Linked DNA regions of Homo sapiens: all the other regions are linked to region 2. The links are chromatin loops, found by intact Hi-C in ENCODE. Cell type or tissue: PC-9. All regions are shown on one strand. Region 1 overlaps HECW2 (HECT, C2 and WW domain containing E3 ubiquitin protein ligase 2). Region 2 overlaps HECW2 (HECT, C2 and WW domain containing E3 ubiquitin protein ligase 2). Region 3 has its middle 40 kb from the start of STK17B.

Region 1 (4,000 bases), 59 kb after region 2:
TGCAAATTCCATGCAAGGTAGAATTAGCCCCACAATACTAGAGATGTATGTATTCAATTTAGAAATACAAAAATAAGGCCAGGCGTGGTGGCTCACACCTGTAATCCCAGCACTTTGGGAGGCTGAGGCAGGCAGATCACGAGGTCAGGAGATTGAGACCATCCTGGCTAACTCATGGTGAAACCCCGTCTCTAATAAAAATACAAAAAAATTAGCTGGGCATGGTGGTGAGTGCCTGTACTCCCAGCTTCTAGGGTGGCTGAGGCAGGAGAATTGCTTGAACCTGGGAGGCAGAGCTTGCAGTGAGCTGAGATCACACCACTGCACTCCAGCCTGGGCGACAGAGCGAGACTGGGTCTAAAAACAAAAAAAAAATACAAAAATAATCCTAGAGTCTATAAATACAAATACTTTAGTTGATTAGTTCATCACCAACTAAGATCACATTTTATATTATGCTTTGGCTTTTTACAAAAAGTAGGTAGTTTCTAAGCCCTATCTTGTAACTAGTGATTTAATTTGGTTAGAGCTGGAGGTTTTGCTTTAGTCATGAAAATTTCCACACAACTTAATCTGGTTATCTGCCTTTGCAAAGTTGTGGGGAAGGGAGATCGGCAGTGGTGGAGTGGCTGAAAACTGAGTCATCTTGACTGAATGTGGCGTGAAATTGCACGCAGGGGTTGCCTATTTCTGCTGGGCATCAGTCTACTAAGAAGTTGCTTCTCTAGGGTTGAGGTCAATGAAATACTACATATTCTCCAGTGAATTATTCTACGTATTTTCCAGCTCTATTATTATACTGCACATTCTCCAGTGTATTATTTTCTTTTGAATTAAAAGTCCTAGCAACTAAAGTTATATGATTTAAAAAGTTACCTAGATGCTAGGCATGGTGGCTCATACCTATAATCCCAGCACTTTGGGAGGCCAAGGTGGGAGTATTGCTTCAGGCGAGGAGTTCCAAACTAGATTGGGCAACATAGTGAGACCCCATTTCTATAAAAAATAAATAAATAAATAATTAGCTGGTTGTGATGGCTTGTGTCTGTAGTCCTAGATACTTGGGAGGCTGAGGCAGGAGGATCGCTTGAGTCCAGGAGCTCAAGGTTACAGTGAGCTACGATTGTGCCACTGTACTCCAGCCTGGGTGACAGAGCAAAACCCTGTCACCCTGTCTCTTTAAAAAAAAAAAAAAACTGGATTAGACTGTTGTGTTCTGATAAGGCGTGGGGCCACTAATTTCTTAATACCCAAAACATTAAAGAAATAGTGGCCTGCGTAAAGAGAGGAGGTTTACACTGTGATTGCCCTGCCTCTTTTTCTCCATGGCCAACCCTGTAAAAGGCACCTTTCTTAAGAAAGAATGAGTTTATTATGTGTGAGGTGCCATCAATATGACATCAATCATGTCTTGCAGAGCCACACTTTGACTGGGGTGGAGATGTGTACAAGCAGTTTTAGTTTGGGAGTTTAAGAACTTCCTGTAATATCTTCCTTTTGAGCTTTCTGTAACTCCCCTGAGACAGGCAAATGAAAGCAACTAGGGAGGATGAGATCTGAAGGAGTTTTCTTCAGTCTCTGCTTATAAAGTAACCAACCAGTTCTTACATATGACTGGTCAGATCCTCACTAGAAGCTGTTTGAGGCCCTGAGCTTGGTCATTAATTTCTCAGAAATCTGTGAAGCTTCAAGGTACACTTTATGGTGTTCCCTTTTTTTCTTCCAAAAAGAGACATTCACAGGATAACCTAAATTACCCAAACCTTTCTAAAGAAGGATGCTTCTGTATCTAGGCTTTGGTTTGGTAGCACCTGGTAAGACTTTGTTTATCATATCAAAATACCTTACTCACCTACCAGGCTTTCTTAATTGGCTCAAGAACTAACACCTTGCTGCTATAAATATCTGAGGGTGAATCAGAAGGTGTGTAGGCCATGTGTGCCTGAACCAACTTGTAGGAAATGGTGTGACTTCCCAAGGCCATCATCTTCTTTCATTTTATAGTCTGCTTTCATTAGAATACTTAGTTTTCAGTAATTCTTAGTTGAAAATAAAGAATGGGAGAATAAAATTTGTTATTTTAACAAATTTTGGGTGCCACTGACAACTTGGGTGGAGTGCCAACCCAGCCATGTGATGATATTTAAAATGCTCTATCAGCACTTGGGGCTCCAGACTACATGGCCACCCTGGAGACATCTGTGCTTATTCGGAAATGCCCTCAGATGCAGCTGTTGTGCGGCTACACACCCGTCGTCCAGAGTTTTTATATTTCCGTGCCAAGCCTTTAGCTGTGGAACCAACCTAACTGGCAAAACAGGAATGTAACAGACAATCCCTGTGATATGAGTCATATTAACTATTTATATGAAAGAAGTTGCTAAGACATTACAGGAAGCAAAGGCATGATGTACCCTGCTGTGACATGTTTTACTGAGTTAGCTAGGCTTATTTATAAATTGTAATCTACAACCTGCTCTCAGATAGGCAGTTCTAAGCTTTGGATTATAATCAAATCAAAGTTTAAGACTATTTTGGCTTTAGAGGTGACTCCATCAGTGCTTCTAGAGTTAAAAGTCAGCAGATAAAAACTTGACCAGTTGAAGACACATTTTCTCCTAGAGGAACTAACTGTTAGCTCTGTTTTTGCTTGGGAAAACAAGACTTTTCATTTTCAGTTTAATTCCTCAGGGAACATTCATCTCATCTTCAGCCAGATTCAGCTATCATCATAAAAAGGGAACTAATCAGTGAGGTCAGTCTTTGTTGTTTTAGCAAACTTTACCACCTGAGAAGATATTACATGTTAAACTTTCTAAGCATAATTTACTTGATGATTTCTGACAATGTTTTCAAATTGAGCAACCTTTCAGGGATTGGTATAACCTGTTCATGTCATTGAATCAATATACCACTCAAAGGCAAATGTGCAAATCTGCTAGATACCAAATAACAATGTAAGCAATGTTGATTTTTCTTTAGAAAGCATCAAAGAGCTCCACTCATTGATTCAACAATATATATTGAGCCCCCACTGTGTATCAGGCTAGGTACAGATATAAAAATGAGTAAAACATGGTCCCTGCCCCAGTGTAGTTACAGACTAGTATGTATGTATAGGGGAGGCAGGCACATAGACAGATAATTGTAATGCACTCTATAAGTGCAGTATTATTAAAATACTCAGAGGTAAAGCTTAAAGAAACCCTGATACTTCTAACTGAATGCCACAGTTTAATTTTAAGCAGGCAAAATCCCATTTTACTTTTACCAGTTGTCTGTAAGAAAACTGACTCCTGAAGTATTTGCCTCATGTTTCAGCTGTCTCCGACCTTATCCATTGTATGCTCTATTGTGTCTGAAAGCCTCACAGAGAATGACCATGGCTGACGGGTGCTCACTCTGTGCCTCACACTTAGTATTCTACCCACTCCTTGAGGTTGCGTACACCCTAGGATATTGTAAGCTAGATTTTTTTTTTATTTGATACAAAGTCTCTCTCACTGTCACCCAGGCTGGAGTGCAGTGGCGCGATCTCTGCTCACTGCAAGCTCTGCCTCCTGGGTTCACGCCATTCTCCTGCCTCAGCCTCCCAAGTAGCTGGGACTACAGGCGCCCACCACCACATTCTGCTAATTTTTTGTATTTTTAGTAGAGACGGGGTTTCACCATGTTAGCCAGGATGGTCTCGATGGTCCTGACCTTGTGATCCGTCTGCCTCAGCCTCCCAAAGTGATGGGATTACAGGCGTGAGCCACTGCCCCCGCCCATAAGCTAGATATTTTAACAAGTAGTATTTTCCTCCTATTTTCTTTCTTTTGTAACAGAGGTTAGCAAAATTTTCCTGTAAAGGGCTAGGTGGTAAATATTTGGGATTTCACCAGTCAAACCTCTATGGCACCTACTCAACTCTGCCCTTGTAGCAGGAAAGCGGACAACATCAATACATAAATGGGCACAGCTGTGTTCCAGTAACACTTTATTTACAAACCAGAGGGTG
Region 2 (4,000 bases):
ATAAATGTTTATTAAAATGAAATCATTTCCAGAGACTCTAGAGTCCTTGGGGTTTGCCTTGGGCTGTCTTAGACTAAAATAGATAACAACCCATAAAGTTTAGACTAAAATAGATAACAGAACCCATACGATTTAGACTAAAATAGATAACAGAACCCATAAAGCTGGAAGAGGTCCAGACTCAGTCTAGTGTCCCTGAGACACTAAAGATAAAACGAATCCAAAGCCCTTTGAATCAGTCTGAGAAGAATAGAGTTCCAGGATGATCATTCACGGCCTGGTCAGTTTCATGAATATCATATTCCCTCTGATGATTCAAGGAAACAGCTGCCATACAGTTATTCCTCTTCTGCTGTTTTGTGCATGGTATTATGCAATAAATATTTATTGACTGACTCATATGTGGACAATCATGACATAGTCAGTTTGTGGAATCTTCTTTAAATATCATAGAAATGAAGACTGTAAGGTTTTGGACAAAACAATCACTTTTCTGTGTGGTGGTATAGTGGAGTTTTTTTAAACTTGCATTTCATTCATATACATCCAACCAAATATACACAGGGAAAAAGAGAAAAAAAGAAAAAAGAATGAGATGTACAGCCCAGGCACCTCAGCCTGCTATTCCATTCACCAAGCTTATATGCCTCTATGAAGGGTGAGATTCTAAAACCTCAGTCTATTGTGATCTCAGTTGAGTGTGATGGTCAGTGAGAGCAACTCATTCCATTGCATGTCCTTCTAGTATAGAAATGTATGGCAAGCATTTTTCCATGCAACTTGGCCCTTAAGTGTATACTAGTTGTGTCATCTGGCACTCACTCAGAGAGCCAATAACCTAGTCCAATACTGGGGGAGAAACTGGCTATGTCAGGGCTCTCTGTAAGGTGGCATATTCATCGCCAGTGTGGTATAATTTTGACTGTGTGTTTCTTTCCTAAAACCAGCTTCAGGATTTAATGGCCCATGTGCAGTGAGACTCCACAACATGTTTGTTCTTTAGTAAATTAGTTCAACCATTGTGGAAAACAGTGTGGAGATTCCTCAAAGATCTAGAACCAGAAATACCATTTGACCCAGCAATCCCATTACTAGGTATTTACCCAAAGGAATATAAATCATTCTATTACAAAGATACCTGCACATATATGTTCATTGCAGCATCATTCACAATAGCAAAGACATGGAATCAACCCAAATATCCATCAATGATAGACTGGATAAAGAAAATGTAGCATATATATACCATGGAATGCTATGCAGCCACGAAAAGGAATGAGATAATGTCCTTTGCAGGAACGTGGATGGAACTGGAAGCCATTATCCTCAGCAAACTAACACAGGAACAGAAAACCAAACACCACATGTTCTCACTTATAAGTGGGAGCTGAAAAATGACAACACATGGACACAGAGAGGGGAACAACACACACTGGGGCCTGTTTCAGAGTAGGACTGGGGGAGGGAGAGAATTAGGGAAAAATAGCTAATGCGTGCTGGGCTTAATACCTGGGTGATGGGTTGATAGGTACAGCAAACCACCATGGCACACGTTTACCTATTTAACAAACGTGCTCTTCTTGCACATGTACCCCAGAACTTCAAATACAAATAAAAGTTAAAAAAAGAGAACTAGACACCAGCTGTGGATACTGCCTTACCTTCTGTAGTCTTTATGTTTCATTTTGTTCAAGATATTTTGCTCTGTCTGCTGTTTCCATACATGGGTCTAGAGTTCTGTCAAAGCTTATATATGCATTTCATTACTTATTGGAAGATTAGCCATACCCATGTGTAGTATTTCTGGTGCTTCTGCATGTCACAAGTGGGTTAACATTGGTTCTCCATTCTTTTCTTTAGAGTGCCTACCGCATGTTTACAAACAACACGTGTTTGAAGCACATGATCACCAAAGTCCGGAGGGACACCCACCACTTTGAACGCTACCAGCATAACCGCGACCTTGTGGGATTCCTCAACATGTTCGCGAACAAACAGCTAGAGCTGCCGCGGGGATGGGAAATGAAACATGATCACCAGGGCAAGGTAACACGAGGGAGATGCCTCAGGGAGTGCCAAATGCCTGTGGGCTGCTTGTGGCTTCGACACTTGGCCCTACCCTTCAAGTGAGGGCCAAGGCTCTTTGTGAGGTGAAACATTCCACCTTCTGTTCAAGTGAAACCTGGACAGCAGGTTGTTTGTGACCACAAACAGTGACTGTGCCATTCTGAAGTCGTGGAGGGAGCGGAGGGAGGGCTGTGACGCTGGCAAAGCATTCACTTCTCCCTGGAAACTCTCCTACCTGTCATCTCTCTCTATGCTCTGCTGATTAGAGAAAAGGGTTCTCAGGCAGTGCTTCCTTATCCCTAGTGATACAGCTTGTGTTGTAGGTATTTGAATAAAAAGTTGTGGTATTATTTGGAGAAGGTGGCTAGGAGGTCACTAAGCAAGCAACTACATGAGGTGTGTCTTTGTGACACTGTCTGGGCTTGGGCTTCAGTCTTACTGGTTCAGAACTGTGATTTTGTTAGCACATTAACCAAAACTCACTGATTGATTAATTTATGACAAGAAATATGTAACTGTGCAACACAGGCCAGAATAGCTACATCCGTACTTCCTCTGTAGGTGGATGAACCAGAAAGCCTGGTTACAATCAGGAAGTCATTCTATGAGTAAGAAATCAGAATGAGAAAATTAGTGCTTGTTATAAGGTGACCCTCAGCTAAGATTTAATTTTTATTTAACTCTTATGTAGTACCTACTATGAGCCATGAACTGTTTAAGCTCTTAAGGTCCTCACCACAACTTTGATAAAGCAGTACTATTATTATTGCCATGTACAGATAAGCAGCTCCATGTGCAGAATGGTTCAGTGACTTGCCTGACATCACAGAGACAGGCAGTGGCTGAGCCACGCTGTAGGCCAGCCAGGCTGGTTCCAGGAACCATGCTCTTAACCATGACATTATGCTCTGCAAGTATTGAGTAACCAACCTCAGTTTCTCTGTCTATAAAAAGTCTGGGAATATGTGACTTGAAGGGTAGGGAAAATTAAAATGACATATTTAAAGTATTTAACAACCCTTGGAGTGTTTGTTCAACAAATATTTGTTGAGCGCCTAAGCAAAACAGGTAAGCCAACTACTTTGTAGAACTGTCATTCTCATGAATGCAGCATTCATGTCTCAGAGACAGGCAATAGACAAATAAATAAACATACTATTCTTTGTAGGCCAAGAGCTGATTAATGCTATGATGAAAAATAACGCAACAAATGAGGTCTAGTGAAAGACAGGAATGGAGAATGTTATTTCATAGAGGGTGGTTGGGGAGGATGTCACAGATAAGGCCATAGGTGAGCAGATACCTGAAAGAAGTAAGGAGTAAAGTATATCAACATTCAAGGCAAATGGAACACGTAAAGTACTCAGTAAATGCCATTTACCCCCCAAAGTTCCCTCTAGCAGAGGGAACTTTACCACAATAGCCTCTTACTTATCCTGAACTCAGCTTCCAGCAATATTACCTGAGAATCTATGAGTAGTCAAAATGGTTGTTACAAAATGCATGTATTTTAATGCATGGGAGAAGCCCTTAAACTCTCATTGAAACTACTGACTTGATTTCTGCAAGTGTTTTTAATAAACCTCTAATTCCCAGCCAAGAGAAGATTAGAAGTGGCAAGCATGAAGTTTAGGAGAGATGAAAGAGAATTGGGCTTGTGATTATGTCCCTGGACCACAGGTAAAATGACACTGAATTAGAGTCAGATGGGCGTGACAGAGAAGCCTTTCCAGAACACTGAGCTGGAAGCAGGGACACCAGGGGAAGATATGGCTTTGCTGGTACTATATTTGGTTCAACAGCCTGAGAGCCCAGTGCCTGTAAATATTCCATTGGATGGAAGGGCACAGATGGTCCAAGTAAGGACTTTGAAAAATACTGGTAGTATTATACCTGGGTATAAAAGAGTAGTAGCCCACCAAGAGTTCATCTG
Region 3 (4,000 bases), 160 kb after region 2:
TGCTCCTAGGGGAAATACAGAGTTAGGTTCCTGCAAGGCTCTGTTCATAGCATTTTAAACAATTGATCAATGCATAGTTTTGTGTATTTCTATTTAATTGTACATTTAATATATATTGTTGGTTCATTAACATTGAACTAACAGGCAATAGCACTGTAATTCATGCCTGAATGAAGCTTACCTAACTTGTTTTTGAGGGAGAAGGAAAGGGAAAAATGATTGGAAAAATTCAGACTGCAGAAGCAGCCTGCCTGAAAAGTCACACAGCAACAGGCAAAAAATAAAACAACCTTGGAAAAAACTCAGGCTGCACATGGACAGGTAAGAAGATGAGGCTGTAAAACACAGATAAACAACTGGGGCACAGAAGGAGGGGGTGAGTCTCCCGGGTAATCACCAAACTTCACACTCATATAGTGGGCCCCAGTAAAAACAGTGGGCCTTAATAAGCACATTCCTTTCCTTTAGGCACACTAAGCTAGGGAAGCCAGAAGTGGATATTGGAGGGGGATACCTGCAGCTGGAAAAAAATGTCTGGGAACAGTCACAGAAACTCTCCCTCCCAAATAAGTGACACAAAGCAGCACACAGCAACACAGATTAAGAGTCTGCCTAGGTTGTCAAGGAATCAGGTAAAGGCTGATAGAAACTCATGCTCTATGCAGATAGCACACCTGGTCCCAACTAAAGCTTCAGGCCCTAGGAGGATAAGATGCCCCCTTCCTCAGTAGCCCATGTATAAAAACCCTGACATTTTTACTGGAAACCCACTGGGGACCCCTCTCTGACAGCTGTTCTTTCCTTTTACCTGTTAAACTCCTGCTCCAGTTTCTGTGTGGGTTTGTCTGCAACCTCAATTTCCTTGGCCATGAGACCAAGAACCTTGGTGTTTACCCCAGACAATGAGGCTGCTTCATTTTGGGGGCTCGCCCAGGATTTGAAGGTGAATTAATCAGAAGGGTAAGGGAGCAGACTCTCTACTTTCACTTCTGAGGCTTCTCATCCTCAGTTTTTATTCTCTCAAAGAACTATCAAAAAAACAAGGTATCTGTCTGCTGATTAATGAGCCACAAGGGCTAGCTGCCGGTCTTAAAAGACTCAAATGTGAGGCTTGCTGGGGAGGACTTAGTCCATCCCCAGTGCCCTCATGGTGCTGGGAATGTTGGCTCTGTCCAAACTAGTTTTCTGTCACACACAACTTTGCTATTGCATGGGTCTGGAAGAGGTCCTGGAGCAACTGAGGATTTCTGGCCAGGGCTACTCCTGGACTGACCCCAGCCTCCAATTGCCCAACCAGGTGTCGGCCATAGGATCACCAAGCTTTCCTATGCGAACCTTAGTTTCCTCCTTTCCTTTCCACAGTCACCATGTCTCTTGTGCCGTCTCTGTATGCACTGCTGTAGGAGTTTTTACATCCCGGGGAAATAATTCAATTAGGCAAGCTTAGCAACCACCTTAGCAATCAGGAATGCAGGTCAAAGTTTGCTGTTTTCGTGACTTTCTACAGACAGGGGGACTTCATGATCCAGATCTCAAAGACTACTTAACTCCTAATGATAGCACTTCCTGGGGTTGGGTAGGAGGTCATGCCCCACCCAGCGAACATCTCTCTTTCCACCTGGGCTGTTTCCTTTCCCATGTGGGGAGCCAATACTGCCCAGTTGTACTGGATAGCCCCTCTATGAGACAAATGAACTTTCTCCTGCTAGGAGGTATGCTGGGAACAACTTGCCACATGTCAGACTTCCCTCTCTGTCCTTTGTTCAGAGGGCATATGGAGGCAAAGTTACTGCCTGGTATTTCAAGGCTTACAGCGCCACCTAGTGGGATGAGAATTCCCTCCCTGGGCGACCTTGTATGCCCTTTGCCAAAAGCCTCTAGTTTTCCAGTTCTTCTCTTTTTTACATCTGCTAGAGACCGACGTTATGCCCCCTCTGCAAGCAGGAGATCTCTGCTTTCAGCAATGAGGAGAAATATGTCCTCCAAAACCAAATTTTAGTCTCAACATGTACCGCTAGGGTACATGTTCCCTTCTCATTACAGGACCTTAGGGAAATAAAGAGACACTTGGACAGCTTGGGCAGATTTTCTGATGACCCTGATACGTATATAGAGGCTTTCCAAAATTTAACCCAAGTGTTTAATCTAACATAGAGAGAGATGCTATGTTACTTTTAAGCCAAACTCTGTCACAGAAAAGCCTTATAGGCAGCAGAAACATTCAGAGATAAACAGCATATCTCCTATAGCCGGTCTAAAATTCTTTTTTTTTTTTTTTTTGACCAACTCTCCATTAGCAGGAAGGCCACCCACCAATTGACCCTTATGTTCTTTTGAGACACTTATTCCGCCTACAACTAGAATGGCATCTAAATAGAAAGGGGATTTTATGTCTGGAAGTTAACTAGAACTGCCACCTAAGAATACATTCTCTAGTCCGGTCCATAATAGTAGAGTATGAAGCTCAGTCCAGTATACTCCCTCCATTAAAGGACCTTGCTCAAATGCAACTGTTACATAATCTCTCTCAAGACTCACCCATCAAGGAGCCACGCAGGTCACACAAGTCTGGAAGATCAAACGGCAATCACCAGGCAGGGGACAAAGGCTACATGGGTATGCGTGACTATCCCCATTATTTAGCTTCTCTGGGACCATGGTTTGAGGGTCATGCCTGCAACCACTGGGTGGCACACACAGTGCTGGGACCCAGGGACCAGGGAGGGGAACAGTCAGGGGGACGCTCCCATTGTCTTCCCCTCTACCTTGGGTCATACCAAAAAGAACAAGGAGACTGAGGAATGCCTCTTCTCTTGTCTCTTTTCTAGGATGGGTAGCAAGCCATCTTCAGCCTGCACACCTCTGGAGTGCATTTTGAACTCCTTTGACCCCAAAACTAATTTTATTTTGCCCAAGTGCATGGTCGTCTTACCATCCCAAGAGTGAACAGACCTGGCCAGCTGAAGGAAACCTTGACTTTAATCTTATCCAACAATTAGATCTTTTCTGTAGACAGAAGGGCAAATGGTCCAAGGTCCCCTATGTACAGGCTTTCTCTGCCCTGCAAGACAACCCAGACCTTTGCAAGCATTGCACAATCACCTCAGCCCTCTTAGCAATCATATCAGGCAGGTCTATGGAGAGTAGTTCCCCTAAGAAGAGCAGGTTTTAGAGGAGCCATTGGAGGTGGCTTCTAAGTACCCCAGTCCTTCCAGTTTCCCTTATCCAGCGACCCCTCCAATTGTGCCATCAGCTCCTCCAGCTCCACCATCTCTGAAACTCCGCATTGCCCAGTTTCACTCCTACCCCTACAAGAAATGCCAGATGGAAGGGGTACCGCTAGGGTACATGTTCCCTTCTCATTACAGGACCTTAGGGAAATAAAGAGACACTTGGACAGCTTGGGCAGATTTTCTGATGACCCTGATACGTATATAGAGGCTTTCCAAAATTTAACCCAAGTGTTTAATCTAACATAGAGATGCTATGTTACTTTTAAGCCAAACTCTGTCACAGAAAAGCCTTATAGGCAGCAGAAACATTCAGAGATAAACAGCATATCTCCTATAGCCGGTCTAAAATTCTTTTTTTTTTTTTTTTGACCAAGTCTCACTCTGTCGCCCAGGCTGGAGTGCAGTGGTGTGATCTCGGCTCACTGCAACCTCCACCACCCAGGTTCAAGCAATTCTCCTGCCTCAGCCTCTGAGTAGCTGGGATTACAGGTGTGTGTCACCACACCCAGCTAATTTTTTGTATTTTTAGTAGAGACGAGGTTTCACCATGTTGGCCAGGCTGGCAGTCTAAAATTCTTGAAAGGAAAAAGTCTAAAGGAAAAAAAAGGGTAAAAGAGAGACAGGATCCCCATTCTCAATAGAAAGAGTGCCCCTTTAAAAAGTGTAATTGGAGCCCTAGTGATCCCACAAACGAATGGCAAAGAAAACACTTTCTAATGTGCATGTTAAAGGCTTGCAAAGAACCAGAACAAAACCTCTTAATTACT

The links. Peaks named below come from ENCODE experiments on the same cell type or tissue, not always from the same donor. Only the 100,000 strongest peaks of a DNase experiment are listed, where the experiment ranks them.
Region 1: it touches region 2 in a loop (6-fold over the local background); 4 of 110 quality-filtered maps call a loop at or near these places.
Region 3: it touches region 2 in a loop (8-fold over the local background); 4 of 110 quality-filtered maps call a loop at or near these places.

Annotation. Positions count from the first base shown.
Region 1 is chr2:196,231,476-196,235,475 of GRCh38, reverse strand. The region is part of intron 21 of HECW2 (HECT, C2 and WW domain containing E3 ubiquitin protein ligase 2); the gene reads left to right. Among named protein-coding and RNA genes, the nearest start is that of HECW2-AS1, 27 kb to the left of the region's middle. In PC-9, no CTCF peak of the experiment used is centred here; DNase peaks (open chromatin) are centred at 1,885 and 2,325; H3K4me3 peaks cover 542 bases; H3K27ac peaks cover 3,064 bases.
Region 2 is chr2:196,290,611-196,294,610 of GRCh38, reverse strand. It overlaps HECW2 (HECT, C2 and WW domain containing E3 ubiquitin protein ligase 2), which reads left to right. Exons shown (of 29, transcript NM_001348768.2): 14 at 1,861-2,046. Among named protein-coding and RNA genes, the nearest start is that of HECW2-AS1, 33 kb to the right of the region's middle. In PC-9, no CTCF peak of the experiment used is centred here; DNase peaks (open chromatin) are centred at 330, 2,130, 2,530 and 3,110; H3K4me3 peaks cover 1,026 bases; H3K27ac peaks cover 4,000 bases.
Region 3 is chr2:196,129,348-196,133,347 of GRCh38, reverse strand. No RefSeq gene overlaps it. Among named protein-coding and RNA genes, the nearest start is that of STK17B, 40 kb to the left of the region's middle. In PC-9, a CTCF peak has its summit at 1,810 (motif pointing left); a DNase peak (open chromatin) is centred at 1,797.